Regions from separate parts of the Homo sapiens genome. Here regions 1, 3, 4, 5 and 6 are each linked to region 2. A link is an interaction called in ENCODE POLR2A ChIA-PET data of the cell type or tissue named here. Cell type or tissue: MCF 10A. All regions are shown on one strand.

Region 1 (4,000 bases), 240 kb before region 2:
TAAGTCAAGGGTATCCGTGTGTATTACAAGACTTGCCAAATGTGGACAGACAAGAGTTATGGAGAGCAACACATTTGAAACTGGGGATAGATTGGTACAGTTTAAAGGGCAAAAGGGTCATCTTTTAGTTCCAATAAGCCTTTGTTTTGATGGGGCAGAGGAGAAACTAGAGAGCTCAATTAAAAGATAAAGATTTAACTCAAGGTGTTTCCTACTTGATTTTCAAATTCATTCCAGTTGTTTCTTTAGAAGGGGACTCACATCAGATATCTTGCTAGTATAGAAAGTTCCTAAGCTGTACTGACAAACAAAACAGGCCTGTAGCCCTGCGACACTGTGCTTTACTTGCAAGATAAGGGGCTAAGGGAATGGGGGACAAAAAACAAAAAAAAACCTCAACCAAGAAACTCAACACATTTAAAAAAGGGGGCAGAAAATAGGACAAGGAAAAAAGTGGTTTATGTAACAGCAATTTTTTGTAATAAGTGTGGGGACGGGTCCCATCGGGACGACATTAGGCTGTTAATTTTGAAATAATCATTGGAACCCAGCTGGATAGCAGCAAGATTTGACGCCAGGAGCAAACACAGCCAGGAAGTGGAGGAGCAGATGACTCAGCCCACAGGGCACCAGAGGCGGGGATAATTTCTTTGCCCAGGGGAGTAGCAGTAGTCATCTGTTGTGTAGGCATTACCAAGTTCAATTGTGTGAGCGAGAATGGAAATCTGTTCTTCTGCAGCTTGTGAAAGAAATTAATCACAGCTCTCTGCATGACAAATTTTGGATTTTAGTTCACACAGTCCCTGAATTTTCCTTCAGGTTAAATTTTCCTTTCCTTGGGACCTCGTGTTGCCTTTACTACAGCCCAACTCTCTCTTGCCCATTTTGCACCCCAATCCAAATATAAAACAAAACAACTGGGAATTGGTTCTAAATGCCCCTTTCACATCTGCTCAGGCCATCATTACAGAATTTCATTTGCAAAAAAAAATCCAGATGAAACCAAATGAGGCATTTTATTCTGGCATTTCATTTTATTCTACATACAGATAACGACAGGGCAGTGAGGAGTTTTGGTCTGTGGCCTCTTCCCAGGACTAACAAGAGCCTGACACAAGAAAACACACCCTTGGTGCTTTTATTAATAACTTTTTTTTTTTTTTTTGAGATGGAGTCTTGCTCTGTCGCCAGGCTGGAGTGCAGTGGCTCGATCTCGGCTCACTGCAAGCTCTGCCTCCTGGGTTCAAGCGATTCTCCTGCCTCAGCCTCCTGAGTAACTGGGACTACAGGCACGCGCCACCATGCTCGGCTAATTTTTGTATTTTTAGTAGAGACAGGGTTTCACCATGTTGGCCAGGATGGTCTCGAACTCTTGACCTCTAGTGATCTGCCCACCTCAGCCTCCCAAAGTTCTGGAATTATAGGAGTGAGCCACCGTGCTCGGCCTTAATAACCTTTTATATGTTGGGTACGGTTTTTCACCTTTGTAATCCCAGTGCTTTGGAAGGTCAAAGCCAGAGGATTATTTGAGGCCAGGCTTTGGAGACCAGCCTGGGCAACATAGCAAGACCCTATCTCTACAGAAAATTTAAAAATTAGCCAGCCATGGTGGCATGCACCTGTAGTGTAGTTCTGGCTACTTGGGAGGCTCAGGCAGAAGGATCACTTATGCTCAGGAGTTCGAGGTTGCAGTGAGCTATGATCGTACCACTGCATTCCAGCCTGGGTGACAGTGTGAGACCCTATCTCTAAAAAAAGAAACTAGCAAGAAATAAAAAATAGCATAACCTCTTATAGTCCACCACCAAAACAAGGATACAGATAAAAAGTCCAAAATTGTGTGAAAGCACAATGCTCAAAAATCTTTCCAAGACTACTCTCATGGAAAACTAAAATGAGTGTAGGTTTAGATTTATTAGCTTATTAACACATTAATCAGTAAGATGGTAAATGTAGCTCAAAAAGCATGTTGAGGACATCAGGATGTATAGGTATATACAAAGACTGTGAAGAGTGCTAGATTTGAGACTAATGAATGAGCTCCAATGCAACCACACTCATAACCTCTCGCAGTCTTCATTACCTGATTCAAATGATTTGCCTTTCCCAGACAAGATACACATGTTGAAGTGTAACTTCATAAAGTGTGAGTCCTCCATCAACAGTAAAGAGTGAGTCAGAGGTGCACTCCCTTAGTTCACACAACAATCCTTGGGTGCGTCTGTTGAGCAATGTTTCAGTATGCCACTGAAAGGAGAAACTAACCTTAACCCTAACCTTAACCCTCTCTTGTCTTTATTTCCAAGTGTTGGGTAATTGTGTGAAACTCGTGCTGGTTTCAATTGAAATCATTCGTCATACATGCATGTTCACAAGTGCTTCAGCTAAGCAGGCCTGAAATGCCTTTAGTTTCCTGGAAATTTCGTTAAAAGCCTTTGTCCTTCCTAAAATGTCCCCTTTTGAAATCCTATACTTCAAAGTATCAGCCTTATACTGTATACTTATGTACAGGGTAAGATATTAATTCAAAGAAACAATGCAGGCAGCTAAATTCCTTTCATCTAAACATGCCTTTCTTCTTTCTCCTTGGTGCTACATTTCACTCAAAGCTGCAGGAAAGTATACAGGAAAAATGAGCTGAGTGTGTTCTGCAAATAGGTCAGGCTGAAGCAGGAATGTTTTCCTGTGCTGAATTAAAAGTTTTCTGTTTCATTTATCAGTAGAATTAAAAGTTCTCTGATGTTTCTCTAAGTGTCATACATATACAAAACAGTGTAAAATTGAAAAAAAAAAACCCACATGCTGTATTGTCCATTTCTGTTCTTTGGGACTCTACAGTTTAAAAAAGAAAGAAATTAAAGAATTTTGAAAATAAAAGTTATCTTCAAATATTATCTCTCTTCTTAATGAAATTTTTTACCTTTAAAGCAGATGCAGCAAAGACAAACTTTGGTTATTCTTTTTAAAGAGATATAAACTGATTTGTTTCATGCTTATATGAACCTGATTTCTCTATATTTGTTTTGCCACTTATTATAGAGGAGTATTTGCCTTTATGACTCTTTTTCTTCTTGCATGCACTAATTAGTAGTTTAAGAGAGGTGAAAGCACTTACTTTTCCATTTTTCAGTAATCTGAGTATTTTTAAACCAGTGTTTGTGTATTTTAAAAAGTGGCTATTTGTGAGCCTAAGAAAATTTCACAACACTGTTGCTGAAAGAATAATAATATGTATCACATTTTAGTGTTTAATTATCTTTTAATTTACTTTGATAACTATTCTGGGTTGAATTGTCCCCCCTCCAAAAAAAATTTATGTTAAAGTCCCATCCCTCAGAACCTGTGAATGTGACCTTCTTTGGAAATAGGGACTTTGCAAATATGATCAAGTTAAGATGAGGTCATAGGGGATTGGGGTAAGCGCTAATCCAATGACTGGTGCCCCTTCAAGAAGAGGGAAACATGGGCCGGGCACGGTGGCTCACGCCTGTAATCCCAGCATTTTGAGAGGCTGGGGCGGGTGGATCAGCTGAGGTCAGAAGTTCAAGACCAGCCTGGCCAACATGGTGAAACCCCGTCTCTACTAAAAATGCAAAAATTAGCCAGGCCTGGTGGCGTATGCCTGTAATCCCAGCTACTCGAGGGGCTGAGGCAGGAGGAGTGCTTGAACCTGGGAGGCAGAGGTTGCACTGAGTTAAGATCGCACCATTGCACTCCAGCCTGGGCAACAAGAGCAAAACTCCGTCTCAAAATAAATAAATAAATAAATAGAAGTAAATAATAAAAAGAAGAGGGAAATGTGGCCACAGACACAGAGAGAGAACGCCAGGTGACCTCGGAGGCCGAGAGTGGAGTGATGCTGCCACAAGCCGAGGAATGCCAAGGACTGCCAGCCATCGCCGGAAGCTAGGAGAGAATGGAACAGGTCCTCCCCGTGAGCCCCAAGAAGAAAACAACCCGGACTGATTACGGACTTCTGGCCTCCAGAGCTGTAAGTGAA
Region 2 (4,000 bases):
ACCTGGGAGGTGGTGGTTGCAGTGAGCCAAGATCGTGCCACTGCACTCCAGCCTGGGCGACAGAGCAAGACTCCGTCTCAAGGGAAAAAAAAAAAAGAATAACCTATCCCAAATGGAAATTATAACAGGCACCACTGATCACAGCACTACCTCCCTCAACTTACATGGAACACTGAGACTCATCTGCAAGAGGAGACACAGGCAGTACAGATCAATAAGCAATCTGCACTACTTCGCAGAGCATTGCATATTTATGAGCATGGTGAGGAGGTTATATAGGATTTGGGAAGGAGGGACTCCAAACCACAAAGGTAAATGGTTGGGCCTGCACTGCACATTAAGCTTGCTGTGGTTTTTCTGCTGATGGGACCCATGAATGTAGTTTTCCTCCTTTGGTGGTTTTAATGCTGAATGTGTAAAACCCTAGGCAGATTGTGTAACATCCCCCAGGCCCAGCTGCTGGTCCTGCCCATTAAAGGGGAACTTCAAGGCCCGATTCCTTGGCTGGCAGCTGCACTGTGGAGGGCATCCCAGGAGAAGTTGTTGGGAAAGGGTGGTGTTGCTTTGTAAGTCGGTTCAGTTTTTGTAAAGCAAGTCAGGAAGCCCCAGTGACCTTTTTTGAGCTTATACTGGAGCAATTCCAGTTCCTTTTTTTCTTCCAACTTACCTGTGAAAAGGCAGGGCTGGAATCCTATGTTGGCCAAGCCATTTCTCCAGGGCTTTGAAGGTGACAGACCCCTGGAGCCTTCCTGTGAGCCCACAGCTGGGCCTGGCAGCCTTTCTGCCCTTTCCAGTAAAGGAATGCAGTAAACCTGAGTACAACGCACCCCCTACCCCACCCCGCAAGACTCGCGTTGTCATGCAGTGTGCTTTTTTTAATTTGTGAAGGAATGGTCTGAGTGTACCGTATTTACATTCTTGTGTTCACTGATAATGACTTTCAGATTTCTGGAGCTCCCCAGCTGACAGCAAACCCCCGAACCTTCCACCTCCCCATAGGCCTCTTTCCTCCGACGGTGTCTGTCCTGCCTCCCTGCGTCAGCTCTGCCTTATAAATGGAGTGCATTCTATCAAAACCAGGACGCCTTCAGAGCTGGAGTGCAGCCAGACCAACGGGGCCCTGTGCTTTATTAATCCCCTTTTCTTGAAAGTGCACAGCCAGGACCTCAGTGGAGGCCTGAAACGGCCGAGCACAAGGACTCCCAACGCGAATGGCACGGAGCGGACTCGGTCCCCCCCACCCAGGCCCCCGCCACCCGCTATTAATAGTCTCCACACAAGCCCTCGGCTGGCCAGGACTGAAACCCAGACGAGCATGCCAGAAACAGTCAACCATAACAAACATGGGAACGTAGCTCTGCCTGGAACGAAACCAACTCCCATCCCTCCACCCCGGCTGAAGAAGCAGGCTTCTTTTCTGGAAGCAGAGGGCGGTGCAAAGACCTTGAGCGGCGGCCGGCCGGGCGCAGGCCCGGAGCTGGAGCTGGGCACAGCTGGCAGCCCAGGTGGGGCCCCGCCTGAGGCCGCCCCGGGGGATTGCACAAGGGCCCCGCCGCCCAGCTCTGAATCACGGCCCCCGTGCCATGGAGGCCGGCAGCGGCTGAGCGACATGAGCATTTCTACTTCCTCCTCCGACTCGCTGGAGTTCGACCGGAGCATGCCTCTGTTTGGCTACGAGGCGGACACCAACAGCAGCCTGGAGGACTACGAGGGGGAAAGTGACCAAGAGACCATGGCGCCCCCCATCAAGTCCAAAAAGAAAAGGAGCAGCTCCTTCGTGCTGCCCAAGCTCGTCAAGTCCCAGCTGCAGAAGGTGAGCGGGGTGTTCAGCTCCTTCATGACCCCGGAGAAGCGGATGGTCCGCAGGATCGCCGAGCTTTCCCGGGACAAATGCACCTACTTCGGGTGCTTAGTGCAGGACTACGTGAGCTTCCTGCAGGAGAACAAGGAGTGCCACGTGTCCAGCACCGACATGCTGCAGACCATCCGGCAGTTCATGACCCAGGTCAAGAACTATTTGTCTCAGAGCTCGGAGCTGGACCCCCCCATCGAGTCGCTGATCCCTGAAGACCAAATAGGTAAGTACCCTCTTTTTTAAAATATAAAATCTATTGTAACTCTGTCCGGGCAGTGCAACCTATGTTTGTTATTTTTTATGAAGTTTACTCCGAAGTTCAAAACAACACCCAGCTCCACCTTCTCTCCCGGTTTGAATGGAAAAATCAGTTTCTCAAAGTAGCTGCTGACTGCCAGACTCAAAAATGTCTTCGGGAGTGACAGATTGGAGCTGCACAGTGATTCTGTTCAGGGATGGAGTTTGGTCCTCTGTGGGTCCAGCTGCCGCCTGCTGTGGTAACGTGTGTGTGTTACATGTGCCGGGTGTTTCTGGACGCGTGCTTCTCTGCAGGCTGTGCATACATACAAAGGTAGTTTTGTTATCTTCTGAGAGGCAGTGGGTATTTTGTTCTGTCTTGGTTGCAAGTAAACTTTTTATTGAGGTGTAGCATATGTTCAGAGAGCACAAAACTCACGTATGCATTGGAATGAGTTTCCACCGCAAGCTTACCTGTGGGACAACTACCAACCCCTGGATAAGCAGAACCTGACCAGCATCTAGGGACCCCGGGCCCCCTGTTCTCCCTCAAGGTTACCATCCTGCTGGCTCCTCATCCCATACACTTCTGTAAGCAGCACGGCTTGGGAGTAAGCAAAAACTGAAAAAGACAAGTTTGTTTTGTGTAACTTTAAAATAAGTAACATAGTTTGGAGGTCACATGAAAGGTGTTTTCTCCAACTTCAAGGGGAAATTCTTTCTTTATAATCTCATTTAAAGGATGAGTTGCTAATGGTTACTTTGGCCAAGGCAAATTTGAATTTGGCAAGCAGTCTTTTCTTCCAGGGTGAGAATGTTGAAGGTTCTTTGTTTGTTTGTTTGTTGTTTTTAATTTTAGAAGGTTGACTCTTGAAGGTTAATTTCAGAGACTTTATTCACCAGGCAGCAGGAGCCTTTGGAGCTACCAAACATTTCCAGGCGGTTCAGAAGCTACACCCCAATTTTTTCTTTCTGATTGGGTCCATTTGTTGAAAGTAGTAAACAGTGTGTGATAGAGGGCTCTTTCTCTTTCTCTGTCTCTCTCTCTCTCTCCTCTCTTTTTTCTCGTTTAAGTGATTTTCAGCAGCTCTTTGATTTTCTCACAAAGGAATCAAAGCCTTGTTTGTTTTCTTGTGGTTTGACTGAGGCCAGGCCTGGTTGATCAGGGCGTGGTTAAAGCTGGGGTGTTGCTGGAGTGAGTGGCTAAAGGAATGTGCCCTTGTGAGGTGCCTTCTAATTGAAAAAGACATCAAGGAGACAGCAGAATATCCACACAGGCTGCCTTTTTCCCCATCCCACCAGAGACCCGCTCTCAAGGGAGACCATATCTGACTCAGTATTAACAGAAACCCAACCTGCAGGAGAAGCTTCCTCTTAGGGGCTGGGGTCAGAGGGGGGTGCAGCCAGGCAGGGGCTGATGTCAGGCCTGAGCTATGTGGCCAGCGGCGCCAACCAGCCCACAGTGCCTGGCCTTCCCTCCCTGCTGATGCTGTAAGAACCAACCCAAGTTAGTCCCGGGAAGCTCTTCAGCCAGCTCCTTTTGTAGTTAAATTCGGATGTGGTACTTGCTCTTAGAACTCAAGGACTCACTCATTTTCTCCAAAAAACATGCTAAAATTATGTATTTCACTACTCTAGAAGGATGCAGCCTTTAATTTAAAATGATTTATGGAGCTTCGAGTATAAGCCCGGCAGCCTGTCCAAGCTATTCCAGTGGGTCCTCACCTCACCCCTGTGAACAGGCATCGTCATCCCTTAAGGATTGGAGGAAGGCAAGGAGGGCTCTGCCAGGCCATGCCATTTGTCTGACAGCCACACTCTCTAGTAAACTAGCAGGTGCGGTATTTGAACTTCCATTGGATCAGAAGCCCACGTTTGCTGAGCTCACTGTTCTGCTGCTGCTGCTTG
Region 3 (4,000 bases), 150 kb before region 2:
GGTGGCAATCCATCAACTGTGGCTCCTGTGTGCAGGCATTTAACTATTTTCTTGTCATCCTCTTAGGCACAAATTTTTTTCTTGCTAAAAAGGTGTCATTATTTGTCAACTCCCTATTTGAAATTCAGATCCATGCAACAGTTTTTTTCTAATTTTATTTTTGTTATTGTTGGTGGTGGTGGTGGTGGTTTTTCTATTCGTTTGGTTTTGGGTTTTTTTTTTTTTTTTTGAGACAGAGTTTCGCTCTTGTTGCCCAGGCTGGAGTACAGTGGTGCAATCTAAGCTTACTGCAACCTCCGCCTCCTGGGTTCAAGTGATTCTCCTGCCTCAGACTCCCGAGTAGCTGGGATTACAGGCATGTGCTACCATACCTAGCTAATTTTTGTATTTTTAGTAGAGATGGGGTCTCGCCATGTTGGCCAGACTGGTCTCCAACTCCTGACCTCAGGTGATCTGCCTGCCTCGGCCTCCCAAAGTGCTGGGATTACAGGCGTGAGCCACCACACCCCGCCTTTTTCTAATTTTCTAGTCTAATAGCCCTGCGAAGTACATAAGGAATATGGCTAAACTGACATAGCTTGTCTTGGGAAACCCAAACTGGACCCTGGGCTTGACCACGTTTTGGCTAAGATACACCATCTTGCAAAGAATTCCAAGAGCAATCATCTCTCAAATGGCCCTGGAGCCCACAGCTTCATAGCTGGAGAAGTCTACTGCCTTCTCTGTTTTTGAAGCCAAGGACCAACATTATCTACCAGCTTTGTCCAGCCCTCTTTAATTCTCCTGAGTGCTTGAAGGTGATCACAAATAATCTCACATGCATTTAACTTATAACCATAGTGTGGCAGTGAGTCCTCCAGATTGGAAAAGAAAATGCCTATAGAAGATCCAGGTACGCCCTTATGACCGCCAAATTGACTTCAGGATCCAGTCCCGCTTTTTAATGCTGGTCTCCTCTTCCTGTCTTACAGCCTTTAGGTGTTCAGCTGATGTAAATTAATTGCTCCCATTGTCAAGGACTTTAGTAGGTTTGCTTTTCTTTTTTTCTTTTTTTTTTTTTTTGCTGCTAGTCAACCACATTGTGTTCCAAAAGTACCTTTAAAAAGGTATTTTATGGTTTTATTTAGCTTTGTTTTATTTGTAAAATACCCTTCTCCTGGGCTGTAGGCTTCTAGGCATTATTCACACAGATCCAGCACACTGTTTGGGGTACACTTAAGCCTCTAGAGCCCTTACCCATATTTGCATGCTGCCCAGCTGTGAGTTCATTGCAAAGGTGCAGACTCACCTGCTTGTGATACCTCTCCCTCTTAGCTACTGACTTATTTGTGGTGTCAGAACCCCATTTTCAAGAACTTCCCATTCTGTTTGATGGGAACGAGGGCACTTTTTATAGACTCCAACTCACCTTTAAACTTTGTGAAATCTCTGTTTGTAAACCACAAAATTTATCAGCACAACTGAGTTTCCCATTCCTAGCTTTTGTGAACATAAGGATGACATAAGAATTTCCTCTTACAATGCCTCTCACTTCCACTTCCCCAATCAGTTCCTCCCCGTGAATCGGAAGTAAGTTGAGAATAGCAGCTCCACCCACAGCTTTCTGATCCTTCTGAGGGCTGAATCTGCCCACAAGTTAGGTCAAGTGTGTGTCAGAAATGGTTTTTATCACAGAGACACTATGAGAATATGTGCGGACAGCTGAGTCTGCCACCTGTCTTTCTGCCTGATTTCTGCAGCAGGAATGAATCACTCACTTCCTGCGTTGATGGTGGCTGTGGCATCCTGTCATCACAGTAGCCCTTTTATTCTATTCCTCCATTCATCTCCATTATCTTCTAATATGAAAACCATTATGTAGGTGCATAGATTTATTTGTCCTTGACTTAACAGAGACAGCTTAGTACTCTCCAAAAGAAAAGAAAAAATATGTTTCTTATGAATGGAACATGATAAAATATGCCATCTCTTGGTTGCATTCTAACCGAGTGTCCCATTCCCTGTGATCTTGCTGACTCCTAGGAAGTTCTGCAGAGCTGATCATTTCCTCCACCATCCTAGGTCCATTTTTGCTTGTTCTGCTCTGTATGATCATTGGGATGGTCCAACCGGCTACGTCGTCTGAGGCTCCCTTTGCTAACTGGCTTCCTGCTAGGCTTGGTTTGGCTCATGTGAAGCCCTGGTTGATAGGGTGGGTGGAAGGAAAGGAAAAGCCAGGGCATTTCACCACGTTTAATATACTAATGATTCAAATTTGTGCCTCAGCAAACATGCAGATTACCTGGGATCCTCAGCAGAGAATAATAGCTACCTCTGGAAATAGTAGGCTCATGAATGCTAAGAGGCTACTGAAATTGCCACCTATATGATGGGACGCTTTGGGTGAGAGGTTCATGGAGGTTCTGATTGATTGGGTTCTTGAAGAGTACATGAGCATTTTCCTGGCAGATCTACTCATGACAGACATCCCAGGAAGACAGAAGAGAAGATGAGCAGTTATGGAAACCCAAAGTTGTATGGCGTGCTTGCAAATTGGATTAACTTATTAATTTGTAGGACTTTGGGGGCATGATAGGAGATGAAGCCAAAAAAAGAAAAAAAAATGGATTGAATCCAGTATATGAAGGACCCTCTGTAATAACTATGCTTTCTCCCAGGGGTGAGTTCACAGGAGCAACAGAGAGCTCTAGAGTGAGGAGGGTGGGAAGAACAATTTTGTATATCATCTACGTTGTATACTGGGCTTCTATAGGCTGTTGTGTTTGATGAAAGTGTGCCGGCTTAAAAAGTTCAAAAATCCACTGTTGTGACTATAGGAAATGTATTGGTCAGGGTTTTTAGATGCATACTAGAGAATCGCCTCTAGCTGGTTTAGGCAGGGAGGGGTACTGAGGAACAGAGTTCCCAAAGTCAAGGGATGGATCAAGCAGTGGGGTTTAGGCTGGGCTTCCCAAGTGACTCCCAGAATGGCCCACCAGAATCAGCCCACCAAGGGGTTGGCCACTACGGAAGGGGTCAGGAAGCTGCTGAATTGGGAGACCCCCTCAGGGCTGCTGCTCAGAGCAACTCCAGCTCTGCCATGGCCCCTGACCACAAAATGATGCCCCTGACTCTGTCTCATTCCCTGCATCACTCAGTTCCCAACAAAGCCTTGTGGGAGCCCATCTGCGTGGTAGAATCTAAATCACGTAGCCATATCCCAGCAGCAAGGAGGCCAGAAAATGAGGTTTCTGTTGTCTTATTTTTGCATCGTATGTTGGAAAGACAGAAATTATCCTGAACGACACTATCAAAATACGGATTGTGATCAAAAGATTTGGGGGATACCCAAATGATAGCAGTCCACCTCAGGAAGACATATTTTCCAAAGGAAGGGAGAGTAGGATGAAATTTGCATTTTAAAATATCATTTTTATGAAACCATTTGTTTTTTAGCCAAGGCCAATCCTGATGACTGTGTGAGGTCATGAGACTGCTGGTTTCTCTAACTAGCTTCACATTTTTTTTTACCAAGTTCTCTAAAGCCAAGCTAGCTTTTCATTAACTTTTATGCCAGGCCTCAAATCTTCTTTTACTTACATGGCATGACCTTAGAATCCTTTCTTGGCCTCTCTTTCATGCTTCATTCTTGTGCAGTTTGGTGAAGACCCCCTGCACTCTCAGGTGTAGCATCTTCCTGCCACATGAGGGATACCTTAATAATATGACCATCAGCCACAAGCCTCAGCCCTTTCCAATGTCATGTCCCACAGTGCATAACATACCAGCAAATGTTTATCACAACCTACTCAAGGCCAGTCATTCAGTTTCCAGGACTCTCAATGAGGTTGGGCCGGAATTTCCTGTTGCTGTGGAATAAAGCATGAACAACTGCCACATGATGTGTTGCTAAAATGAATGCAGTATCATTAGCATGGTGGACACTGTGATGCACCACCAGATGCCCCTTAAGGAGGGACTTGTTGCCCGGCTGCTGGGAGTGCTGACCATGGGGAGTCTA
Region 4 (4,000 bases), 66 kb before region 2:
AGGGTGGAGGTGGGTCTGGGAAAGCCCCAGGGTCTGAGATAAAGCTGGTGAGTTTGTCCTGGGTATAGCCACAGGGCCTTGCCCAGAGTCCACACACTCACCTTTTCAAACGTAGTAAAAGCCAATATTCCCTTTAATGCATCAAAGATATGTGTACCTCACCTGGGTAAATACTGGTGGAAAGGCCATGGGTTTGTAAGGGCTGCCAATCCCTGTTGCACCATTACCAGCTGCATGACATTAAGCAAACTCTCAGAGCCTCAGTTTCCTCATCTGTAAGGTGGGATTAATAAATCCCTGTCCTATGGTGCTAAGACGATGGAGGATTAAGTGAGACAATGGACAATGCCAGCCATCAAGAAGGCCCCTCCTTAAGGGGCAGCTGCTGTTGGCTGAAGCTGGTTAATGAAGTGTTATTTCTTCACCTTCCTCATGCCTGTAACATTGACCTCTGAGCCTTCACCACAGTCGGGAGAGCTTAGGTCCATGCTCCATCTGTCTGCAGGGCGATCACTTCCAAACCAAAAAAGACTCATCCAAGAGGCATTATGTTGTGTTATGGACATAGGAACTTCAGAGTTTGGACATCGGCCAGGCGCGGTGGCTCACACCTACAATCCCAGCACTTTGGGAGGCCGAGGTGGGCAGATCATGAGGTCAGGAGATCGAGACCATCCTGGCTAACATGGTGAAACCCCGTCTCTACTAAAAATACAAAAAATTAGCCGGACGTGGTGGCGGGCGCCTGCAGTCCCAGCTACTCGGGAGGCTGAGGCAGGAGAATGGCGTGAACCCGGGAGGCGGAGCGTGCATTGAGCTGAGATCGCACCACTGCACTCCGGCCTGGGCCACAGAGCGAGACTCCGTCTCAAAAAAAAAAAAAAAGAAAGAAAGAAAGAGTTTGGACATCAAGGGGGTGGGGAGATAATCCTCTGGTAAGTAAAATAATTCTGTGGAAACAATCTCTCATTCCCAGCATGCAGGTTAATGAAGATTGAGAAAAATTCAAGTAACCCCAAAACATCATCATTTATTTACTAAGACTTCGAGTTTCAAAGTTCAAAGCTTTTCAGAATCAAATTGAAGAGTCAGAAATTACTCACAGGCAGCAGAAGTTGGCGGCCCTCCTTCCATTCTGTTCAGAGATTTGTGGTCACTTGTGGAATATCCACTATTTGGAAAGAGCTGGGCTTAGGGGTGGGCAATGGAAAAAATACACGTGGAACACCACGCCTGTTGTTCAGTTTGTTTGTTTATCTTTGAGATGGAGTTTTGCTCCTGTTGCCCAGGCTGGAGTGCAATGGCCTGATCTCAGCTCACTGCAACCTCTGCCTCCCAGGTTCAAGTGATTCTCCTGCCTCAGCCTCCCAAGTAGCTGAGATTACAGACGCCCACCGCCACTCCCAGCTAACTTTGTATTTTTAGTAGAGACTGGGTTTTGCCATGTTGGCCAGGCTGGTCTCAAACTCCTGACGTCAGGTGATCCACCCACCTGGGCCTCCCAAAGTGCTGTGATTACAGGTGTGAGCCACCGCGCCCAGTCTGCTCTTCAGTTTTTGTTAGTAACCCACTGAGGCCCATAAAACAAACACACCTGTCATCAGAGCAGCCAGCTTTATAATCTCCTCCTCCAATCCCCCTCGTTGTCTCCTCCGTCCCATCATTCACCCCACACATCCTTCCCTGCCCTACCCCCAAGGCAAGATTAAATGCCTTCAGAGGTTCCCAAATACTGAGGAGTTTTGATCCGCCACCACTTATACATAACTAAAAATAATTTCAATTTTTCCCAAGTGACACAGAAGTTACCTATATACTGAAATTGAAATCATTCCTTTCTGGAACTTTCAACAGCCAAGTGCTGGGCAAGTTCATCCGAGATGAGCATTTGTGTGCTTGTGTGCACGTCTCTGTGTTGAGCCCCGGCACACACTCTGCACCCTACTCCCCGCTGGCATGGGATGATTTGGGTTGGAGCAGTTGTGCCCACTATTGTGGGCATCATCATGCTGGTCCCCTTTCACCATCCCACCAAGTTATCTCATCTTTTACAGATGAGGAAACTGAGATCCTGGTAGGTTACAGTCTCGCCGCACAGGTCCCATAGGTAGTAGGAGCCAGCAGAGCTAGTTTCAGGCCAGGTCTGTGTGGTTTCCAGGGCTCATCAGTAAGCTAAACTGGTCTCCTTGGTGGCCACAAGACATTGGCTTCCCCAGAGGCACTCAGCAGGCAGCCTGGGTGTGGTGCGGCTACTAGTAAATGGGGACCATGATGCGGCCATGCCTGGGAGCCCAGCCAGTCTTGAGCAGGAAAAGGTGGGGCCCCTGTGGTAGCTGCACACGCTTCCTCCAGCTTGCATCCCAAGTGTCCATCAACGCAGATTTTGAGGACAAGGCACAGAGCTGGCTGAACTTTTCAAAGAAGAGATTTCCCAACAGGAAGAATGTGCAAAGTGAGCTCTGAAGATGTGCTAGGAGAAATTAAGGAAGTGTTTCCTTGCAACCTGGTTTTTAATCTTGTGTACATTAATTTTTTATTTATTTTAATTTTTTTCATACTTTCTCTCTTTTTTTTGAGACAAGGTCTCACTCTGTCACCCAGACTGGAGTGCAGAGGCACGATCTTGGCTCACTGCAACCTCTGCCTCCCGGGTTCAAGTGATTTCCCCTTGAATCCTGAGTAGCTGGGACTACAGGCATGCGCCACCATGCCCAGCTAATTTTTGTATTTTTAGTGGAGTCAGGGTTTCACCATGTTGGCCAGGCTGGTCTCGAACTCCTCACCTCAAGTCGTCTGTTCACCTTGGCCTCCCAAAGTGCTGGGATTACAGGCATAAGCCACCATGCTTGGCCTTCATACTCTCTTTTTTCTTTTTCTTTTCTTCTTCTTTTTTTTAATCATTCTTGTGTATATTGTTTGAATTTTTTTTTCTCTGTGAGAGGAAGTGAACTTTTTTTTTTTTTTTTGAGATGGAGTCTCACTCTGTCACCCAGAATGGAGTGCAGTGGCGCAGTCTCGGCTCACTGCAGCCTCTGTCTCCTGGGTTCAAGTAATTCTCCTGCCATAGCCTCCCACAGAGCTGGGATTACAGGCGCCCACTACCACGCCCGGCTAATTTTGTATTTTTAATAGAGACAGAGTTTCTCCATGTTGGCCAGGCTGGTCACAAACTCTTGACCTCAAGTGATCCGCCTGCCTCGGCCTCCCAAAGTGCTGGGATTACAGGCGTGAGCCACACCGCACCCAGCCAGGAAGTGAGTTTATTGATATAATTCCAAACTTCCAGAATAGTTGCAAGAAGAGTTCAAAGAACGCTTATATATCCATTACCTTGGTTCCATATGCACCAGTGGTTAACATTTCACTGCCCTTGCTCTGTCATTCTCTTTCTACACACACATACACACACATATGCAGAATTATATAAATATGTAAATTTTTTTTTTTGAGACAAAGTTTCACTCTTGTTGCCCAGCCTGGAGTGCAGTGGTGCAAACTCGACTCACTGCAACCTCTGCGTCCCAGTTTCAAGCAATTCTCCTGCCTCAGCCTCCTGAGTAGCTGGGATTACAGGCATGCACCACCTTGCCCAGCTAATTTTTTAATTTTTTTAGTAGAGACAGGATTTCACCATGTTGGCCAGGCTGGTCTCGAACTCCTGACCTCAGATGATCTGTGCGCCTTGGCCTCCCAAAGTGCTGGGATTACAGGCGTTGAGCCACCGCGCCTGGCCCAAATATGTCAATATTTTACATAAATAGATAATTTTGTCTCTATATAGCTACATATGTAGTCTGTTTTCTGAACCATCTGAAAATACATTGGAGACACACCTGCGACCACACCACCTTATCTCTAAATCCTCCTTGTGTATTTCTGAGGAACAAGGACATTCTCTTGCACAAACAGTAAGTAAAAGACACAAGCCAAAAAGCTATTATACACACACTGATAACACTAATATAACACTCCTCTCTAACCCACAGCTCATTTTCAGAGC
Region 5 (4,000 bases), 170 kb before region 2:
CTGGGATTACAGGCACGCACCACCACACCCAGCTAATTTTTGTATTTTTAGTAGAGACAGGGTTTCGCCACGTTGGCCAGGCTGGTCTCAAACTCTTGATCTCAGATGATCTGCCCGCCTTAGCCTCCCAAAGTGCTGGGATTACAGGCATGAGCCACTGCGCCTGGCCCAAGTTACAAGGACTTTTTTTTTTTTAATTATTATACTTTAAGTTCTGGGGTACATGTGCAGAACATGAAGGTTTGTTACATAGGTATACATGTGCCATGGTGGTTTGCTGCACCCATCAACCCGTCATCTACATTAGGAATTTCTCCTAATGCTATCCCTCCCCCAGCCCCCAACCTCCAACAGGCCACAGTGTGTGATGCTCCCCTATCCTGTGTCTATGTGTTCTCATTGTTCAGCTCCCACTTATGAGTGAGAACATGCAGTGTTTGGTTTTCTGTCCTTGTGATAGTTTGCTGAGAATGATGGTTTCCATCTTCATCCATGTCCCTGCAAAGGACATGAACTCATCCTTCTTTATGGCTGCATAGTATTCTATGGTGTATATGTGCACCACATTTTCTTTATCCAGTCTATCATTGATAGGCATTTGGGTTGGTTCCAAGTCTTTGCTATTGTGAACAGTGCTGCAATAAATGTGAGTGTGCATGTGTCTTTATGGTAGAATGATTTCTAATCCTTTGGGTATATACCCAGTAATGGGATTGCTGGGTCAAATGGTATTTCTAGTTCTAGTTCCTTGAGGAATCGCCCCAGTGTTTTCCACAATGGTTGAACTAGTTTACACTCCCACCAACAGTGTAAAAGCGTTCCTATTTCTCCACATCCTCTCCAGCATCTGTTGTTTCCTGACTTTTTAATGATCGCCATTCTAACTGGCGTGAGATGGACTTTTTAAAAAGCAACGATGAACATCATGATTATATCCTGTACGTTGCCACCCATTTTTCCAGGGAAGGAAAGAGGAGAAACCTACTATAAACTATTCCCCCTGGCTTCCTGTACTTCCCCTTTGCTCTGGCATCAGCTTTTACGTGTGCAACAAAACATCTCCAAACTCAGTAGGAAAACTGAGCTGGGTGTGATGGCTCACACCTGTAAACCTAGCACTTTGGGAGGCTGAGGTGGGATGATTGCCTGAGCACAGAAGTTTGAGATCAGCCTGGGTAACATGGTGAAACCTCATTTCTACAAAAGATAACAAAAATTAGCCAGGCATGGTGGTGTGCATCTGTAGTCCTAGCTAATAGGCAAGCTAAGGTGGGAGGATTGCTTGAGTCCAGGAGCTCGAGGCTACAGTGAGCCAGCCTGGGCAACAGAGTAAGATCCTGTCTCAAAAAGAAAAAGACAAGAAATTGATAATAAATATCTGTTTAGCTCATGCAAACAGAGGTTAGCTGGGATCTGGCAGATCTAGGTTGGGCTCAGCTAGGTGACGCTGCTTCCTGCACAGGTTCAGCTAGGCTTGGCTTCCCACTGATGTCTGGGTTCAGGCCAGCAACACTTAGCACACGCTAAGTCCAGGTTGGTGGGCATGGCTACCTGAGGAAAGCTCTCCTGTGACAATGGCAAAAGTGCATGAGTATAAGTGGAAGCCCAAGAAACCTTGTAAAGCTTGTGCTTGGAATCGGCACACTGACATTTTTGTATTATTCTATTAGCCAAAGCAAGTCACATGGCCAAACCTAAGTCAAGAGGCAGAGAAATGTGTTCTGCCTTTGCTGGAGGAGTTTCCACTGTTGACCTTGGCTTAAGACCAATAAGGCAATCTACCATGCTTCCTCTATCTTATGCCAAATTGGGCAAACATGATGTGAAATTTAAGTCTTTGCCAGTGCTAGTTTTAGTTATCACTTTTGGCAAAATCCCAAAACCTTAATGATATTCTAAGTTGTTATTAATGGGAGATGAGATGATACTAAAAGCTGCACACCCTAAGGCTCCAGGAATCTCTTTATCTCAGACCTGAGCTGGGAATTGTTACTTTATCTTGTATGATGGCTTTGTTCACCTTAGAATTATGAAGTGTTTGGAGATGGTGAGCTTGTTCCTCCACAGTGACAACCTGTTAGCACTTCAGCAGCTGCCTCAAATGATCAGACTTGGATTCAGCACACACCAGTTGCCCAAACTTGTCAGAATGAAATAAAAGCAGCAAGTAGAATGAATAAATTGTCAGTCATATTGATGTGTGTGTTTTCCTAAATTTTAGGAGAAGGTTTTGGATTCTGCAAAAATGCCTTTTCTGTGCTTCTCTCAATACCTTGGCTCTCTCATCTGGCATGGATGCAGTTTAGCTGGAAGGAGAAGAGGCAAAGCTTTTATGTTGGTTGGAATTTGCAGCCTTAAATTTACAGGACTTTTTCCAACTTAGCATGGAAAAGACTTGCAGTTTTATGCTTTTTGTGAGTTATAAGTCATAAAGCATATGCTAGGGGTGGCATCACTGTTGTGTTCTTGGCCATCTAAAGAAGGTCTGCGGAAGAAACCTAAGCCTTAAATGATTAAATGTCTTTCCAAACACTCATAAGTTATTTATACTGTGTCCTTGCATTGGCTAAGCAAGCAAGCAAATGAACCCAGACGTTGATGCTAGTGTCTTACAGTGCATTCTAATTAAACTATGAATGAAATCATATGCCTTATGCGTGCCGTTAAGATGCCTGCATGCTTAGTGGCTTGCTTCTGTTTGTATAAATTCACAGGCCACACCTGGCAGTCACAGGCCGCCCCTCTCCTCCCTGAGCCTGGTCCCCAGCAGGGCCAGAGAGGCCGCCATGGCCCAGTAGGAGTCAGGGGAAGGGGAGTCGGGTGAAGGAAAGCTGAGAATAGGATCTTGTGTAGACACAGGCTGTGGCATGGCCCTGCTTTGACCATCTAGCTGGGCTGTAGGGCCTGTTGGGGCCTGGAGTGGCCTCAGCTCGGGTCTGCCATGAGCTCTTTCCACTCCCCGAAGGCCCTGTATAAGTAATGTCATTTTCTATTTGCACAGCAAAATCAGGGACACAGTTTTCTAAAGCACGAGGTGCCTCCCCTCCCCCAGTCCAATGGATGGTCTACCCTGGTTGGTGGGCCCCTGTTTGTGTCAGAGACAGAACACTCCGCAGGGTTCCGGTTAGCTGTCCACAGGTCACTGGCAAGTGGAAACAGAGCAGCAGAGCCCTCTGGAGCCACGGAAGGCCTGCTGCTCGCCACGCAATATCTACTCAGCTGCTGCTGGCCCCCTGGGGGTGGCATTGCTAGTGATGTATAGAATCCTGGGACTAGTGCCAGCGACCCTAGGGATACCCTGGGTGATCTGGACATGCACTGTTATGGTGGCCTTTATGGTCAGGAGACGACATGCAGTGAAAAGAAGGGCAGAGCCGGCCTAAAGGGATGCGGTCCAGGGCGTGGTCCAAGGAAAGGCCAGAGCCAGGATGCAGTCAGCACCCCAGGCTGGTGGGGGGCCTCATGTCACCCATGCCACAGGCCAGTCCTGGATTGCTCCAAACCCTCTGCCTAGGGTTCTGAATGAAATAAGCAGGTCTTTCCCATCAGGACCTAGGTGAGCTTCTGAAAAAAGCATCAAAAAGGAAGCCTCCTGAACTTCCCCAAGTGACTGATGCAAACCACGTCCATATACTTCACAGCTGGGGCAGAAGATCAGGGGAAAATTGCGGATGATCTGAATGATAGCAGTGACCACCAGCAACCTACAGAGCTGCCCAACCAGGAAATTGTCAGATGGAAGCAACGCTTGCAGGCAAAGAAGGCTGAAGCAGGCCAAGGCAGGAATGAAACAGTCATAAATGTTGGAGTGAAGCGACTGACCTCCCCGGTCCACACCCCGGCCCAGCGTCCTGCATCTGCTGGAGGATGGTGGAGACCATGTGGAGGATGGGGACTTGGCAGTGGAGGAGAACATGGAAGCAGGATATGGCAGTCCCCTAGCGTCCCAGCCACAAGTCCTCTGAAGAGTGTGGATGACGATGGTGACTTAGGTGCATCC
Region 6 (4,000 bases), 160 kb before region 2:
ATGTGAGGCTAGTGGGGCTTAGTAGTGAACAAAAGAGGCAGAGTACTTTCTCCTAAGAGGCTTCCATTCGAGTGGGAGAAATAGATTATAACAATTGGGCAAATGAATACGTAATACATGTCAGGTTATAATAGGAATTACAAAATGAAGTAAAACACAATAAAAAAGTAGAGACAGGTGCATAAAAATTCTGGAAGGATGTACTCCAAATGATTAATAAATAGACCTGTAGCTTTTAAAATTTATGTCTTCTAAATGTTCTGTAACAAACATGTATTTTTTAAAAAAATGAAAAGTTATTTTAAATATATAAAAAGCACTGGGTTTGAATGTCCCACATGATTAATTGTGTCACCTGTTGTATCATAATTTTATTACCAAAAATACTGAAAAAAGTTCAACTGGAAAATAATACATAGTCTTTATTATCTGGGGTGTGGTTTCAACATATTTTAGGAATCTTGATATCTGGAAATATAAATAAATTATAGAAAACTAGACATGTTTATAAAATGCCTTCCAGATGGGTAATTTGAAATGATGAATAATCTCTTCCGGTCTTGGTAAACAGCAAAATGTGCTAAATAGGTCAGAATAGAAAAATAGTCGTATCACGTGCAAGAAACAGAGAACAAAGCATTGGAGCCCAAAATGCTATTTCTAATGCTGCTTTGTTTTGTTATGTTCTTACTGGCAAATGAAGGGCAAATGTGTGTTTACGAGGTCACACAATAAAATATAAAGTGAAAATTTCAGTCATTTGGTTAGCTTGGCCCAAGGAGACTATCAGGCTTGGAAAAATCAGACAAAAATAAATCATGTTAAGTAAGGTCCAATCCAGCCGCTTGCCTGGGGCTCAGCTCCCTGGGGTGTTTGGACCCATGTTTGGTAGGTGGACGTGAGGTCGCGGTGCACACTTGCCCTTTCCCCTCCTCCCACCCCCTCCCCAGTGCTTCCACAAGTCTGACTCTGCCTTGTCACTGATTGACTTTGCCTTCCAAAATGAGATGACATGTTTATTGTCTAACATCATCACTGATTACGACAACAATCACTCACAACAACTGGTGTGGTCACACAACATCTCACCCCAGATGTCCACCTAAATCCTCCACCTCTCATGTGATTAAAGTCATTCAATCTCTGGTCTATAGTAATTTTATATTTTATATTTTGGAGACAGGGTTTTGCCCTTTCATCCAGGCTGGAGTGCAGTGGCACAATCAGACCGCACTGGAACTCCTGGAACTCAAGCATCCTCCCACCTTAGGCTCACAAGTAGCTGGGATTACAGGTGCATGCCATCATACCCAGCTAATTTTTTTTTTTTGTAGAGACATGGTCTTCATATGTTGCCCAGTCTGGCTTTGAACTCCTGGCCTCAAGTGATCCGCCCACCTCAGCCTCCCAAAAAGTATCAGGATTACAGGTGTGAGCCATCATGCCTGGCCCTGGTCTACACTGATTTTAAAATCCACTTGGCCATTTCTGGTGTTAGAATAAACCAAATCCTATCCAAATATTAATTTAATTTTATGTTTTATAAGCTTGATCATGTAATATTTATCCATTTAAGCACCAACAAAGAAACTCAAATTTGTATCTGTGTGGATTATTAACTGGCTCTGAGCTCTATGGCTTTCTGCAGTATTTCCAGCAGGTTTCAAAGTGATCAGTCCTAATAACTCTGAGGTTTGCATTTTGTTTATTTATTTTTTAAATTGCTTGTTGAGTCTAACAACAATGAATCCAACTTGCACTTTCTTATTTTGTGTTCCTAGGTAATTCATTATTGAGAAAGCAATTTATGCTAGTTAAGAGAAGGCCTATAATGAGGCAAGAATTCTGCTTACAAAGGTAAAGTAATTTAAGCAAAAGCTAAAATTTAAAAGTTCGATAGTAGTCAATAAAAATTAAAGAAGTTATACATAGGAATCTTTGAAATTATGTCTAAAGCAATACATTGGCTCCCTTTTTCTTATAACAAAAACCAAGTTCACTGAAAGTAATTTATTTCTTTTTATGGAACTACATTGTGCATTATATGAGTTCAATCTTGCCATCAATAGATTTCTTAGGCTTTGTTTTGAAAAGTTGCTTTTCTTTTTCTTCTTTGGACTTTTCAAAAGCAGAAGTTTCCCTGACATGCTCGGTGTGGTATTTGCTGATGCGTGCATGTGTGTGGTTTTAATTTTTAGGTTTGTTTCCCCTCAACCTTTTCTTTGAGTTAATGTGAATCACAGCTGTATTTTTCATTCCTGAGCACTGTGATTCATTGCCGTTGACTTCCTCTGGAGCCCGCTACACCACAGAGTCCTGTGGGAAACTGATTAGTCACTGCTGAGCAAGGTACCTTGCAAGCCATGGTCAGCATCGGCTCAAACAACTGTCTTTGGGCAACGATGAAAGTTGTTGTAGCATCTTCCTTTGGGAAAGTAAGAAAGCTTCCCTTTAGGGGTTCATATAGTTTGTAGCAATCCATGGATTCATCTTGATAACATACGGGAAAATTTGATGTTGAAAAAGATAAACGTCTTCTTTGGTTAAGAAGATTTTGGGTCACACTTCTGCCTTCAAGAAACAGACATTGATCACAGCCCCTTGCCAGTGGCATATAAATAGTATTTGTGGATAGCTTGAACCTTACTATATTGGTGCAGCTTTGAAAAACTTGGAACAGATTCATTTATCTCAAACATACTTTTATCTAACTTCCTTGAGTCTAATTTTAGAAATTTTCAAGCCAAGGGATTTTTCTTTATAAGCTAGACTTACAAAGAATTCCTAAAGTCATGCCTTAACAGTAATCAATTATTCTCCATAAGTTTCCACTTGCAGTTAGCATTGCTGATTAACAGTTTGTGATCACCTATTCTAAGGGTGGAGAGGCGACCCTACCTCCATTTGATATCACCTAACCTGAAGGGGCTTTGGCGGCTATGTCTGTGATAATGAGAACTCGAATTTTCCTGTTCAGAGTAAAGGCTCTATAAGTTTAAGGAATTGGAGCAGTTTAAGAGCAGGGACAAATGGTTAACCAGTTAAATAAGCCAAACAAGGTGTCAGAAGATCAAATTCTGGTTTGATCCTTGGGTAGCCTTGGGAAAGAATTTTTGCCTTGCTAGGCCTCGGGCTTTTTACGTGTCTGTTAGCATGGAGAGCTTGAGGTGGAAATGCAAACAGAAAACAGTGCACCCGGGTAGAAGTTGCATGTGGTTGCCTTGCAGTTAGAACTGGGTCACACAAACAAAAAGCCTGATCAAATATTTCCTGAACATATAGGAAGTATAATTCCTTAACCTCTGCATAAAAGAGGATTGCCAGCCATATTCTGTTGAGACAAGAGGACATTGATACAATTCCTGATGCATCTGAATAACTGAAAGAAGATTTAGAAAATTTGCAAATTTCAGGATGAATAAGAGAAAAGTAAATAAAAACTAAAAACAAGACAATATTAAGTTGTTCAAGAGAGGAACATTTATCATAATATACTGTGTATTTCAGTGATGAATACAATATTGGCATGATTGCAATATAATCATGTAGAGAAAATGGAGACATAGTCATATAGAGAATGTGGAGACAAGAAGTGTGTACATTTGCTAGAGCTGGGATGGGGGTGGAGGTGGTAGAGTTCAATCCTTGCCTTCCATAATGGGGAATCAACAGTCTAAAACTGAAAATTCCAGAAGTTGCAACACGTGTGTTATTACTTGGAAGTAAATACCAACTGGGTTGGTCCATTCCGGCTGCTCTAACAAAATACCTTAAACTGAGTAATTTATAAACAATAGAAATGTACTGCTCACAGTTCCGGAGCCCGGAAATCCTGAGTTCAAGGTGCTAGCTGACTCAGTCCCTGGGGAAGGCTCACCCTTTCCTTCAAAGATGAAGGTTTCTAGCTGTGTCCTCACTTGGCAGACGGGGCAAACAAGCTCACTCAGGCCTCTTTTATAAGGGCAGTAATCCCATTCATGAGAGCTTCACTCAAGACCTA

What was found. ChIA-PET counts read pairs that join two places held together with the same protein. Peaks named below come from ENCODE experiments on the same cell type or tissue, not always from the same donor. Only the 100,000 strongest peaks of a DNase experiment are listed, where the experiment ranks them.
Region 1: POLR2A ChIA-PET joins it to region 2 with 72 read pairs; 3 of 35 experiments call an interaction of 5 or more read pairs at or near these places.
Region 3: POLR2A ChIA-PET joins it to region 2 with 10 read pairs; 9 of 35 experiments call an interaction of 5 or more read pairs at or near these places.
Region 4: POLR2A ChIA-PET joins it to region 2 with 23 read pairs; 10 of 35 experiments call an interaction of 5 or more read pairs at or near these places.
Region 5: POLR2A ChIA-PET joins it to region 2 with 18 read pairs; 10 of 35 experiments call an interaction of 5 or more read pairs at or near these places.
Region 6: POLR2A ChIA-PET joins it to region 2 with 54 read pairs; 10 of 35 experiments call an interaction of 5 or more read pairs at or near these places.

The regions. Positions count from the first base shown.
Region 1 is chr20:19,735,019-19,739,018 of GRCh38, forward strand. No RefSeq gene overlaps it. Among named protein-coding and RNA genes, the nearest start is that of RIN2, 21 kb to the right of the region's middle. In MCF 10A, no CTCF peak of the experiment used is centred here; DNase peaks (open chromatin) are centred at 663 and 2,233.
Region 2 is chr20:19,973,710-19,977,709 of GRCh38, forward strand. It overlaps RIN2 (Ras and Rab interactor 2), which reads left to right. Exons shown (of 13, transcript NM_018993.4): 9 at 945-2,078. Among named protein-coding and RNA genes, the nearest start is that of NAA20, 42 kb to the right of the region's middle. In MCF 10A, no CTCF peak of the experiment used is centred here; DNase peaks (open chromatin) are centred at 472, 1,552, 3,262 and 3,532.
Region 3 is chr20:19,826,764-19,830,763 of GRCh38, forward strand. The region is part of intron 2 of RIN2 (Ras and Rab interactor 2); the gene reads left to right. Among named protein-coding and RNA genes, the nearest start is that of RIN2, 71 kb to the left of the region's middle. RefSeq lists a silencer at 1,658-1,827. In MCF 10A, a CTCF peak has its summit at 1,686; a DNase peak (open chromatin) is centred at 1,678.
Region 4 is chr20:19,907,621-19,911,620 of GRCh38, forward strand. All of the region lies in intron 3 of RIN2 (Ras and Rab interactor 2), which reads left to right. Among named protein-coding and RNA genes, the nearest start is that of NAA20, 110 kb to the right of the region's middle. In MCF 10A, no CTCF peak of the experiment used is centred here; a DNase peak (open chromatin) is centred at 2,321.
Region 5 is chr20:19,805,533-19,809,532 of GRCh38, forward strand. The region is part of intron 2 of RIN2 (Ras and Rab interactor 2); the gene reads left to right. It also overlaps the pseudogene LOC100421663. Among named protein-coding and RNA genes, the nearest start is that of RIN2, 49 kb to the left of the region's middle. In MCF 10A, no CTCF peak of the experiment used is centred here; a DNase peak (open chromatin) is centred at 1,749.
Region 6 is chr20:19,813,442-19,817,441 of GRCh38, forward strand. All of the region lies in intron 2 of RIN2 (Ras and Rab interactor 2), which reads left to right. Among named protein-coding and RNA genes, the nearest start is that of RIN2, 57 kb to the left of the region's middle. In MCF 10A, no CTCF peak of the experiment used is centred here; DNase peaks (open chromatin) are centred at 2,310 and 3,790.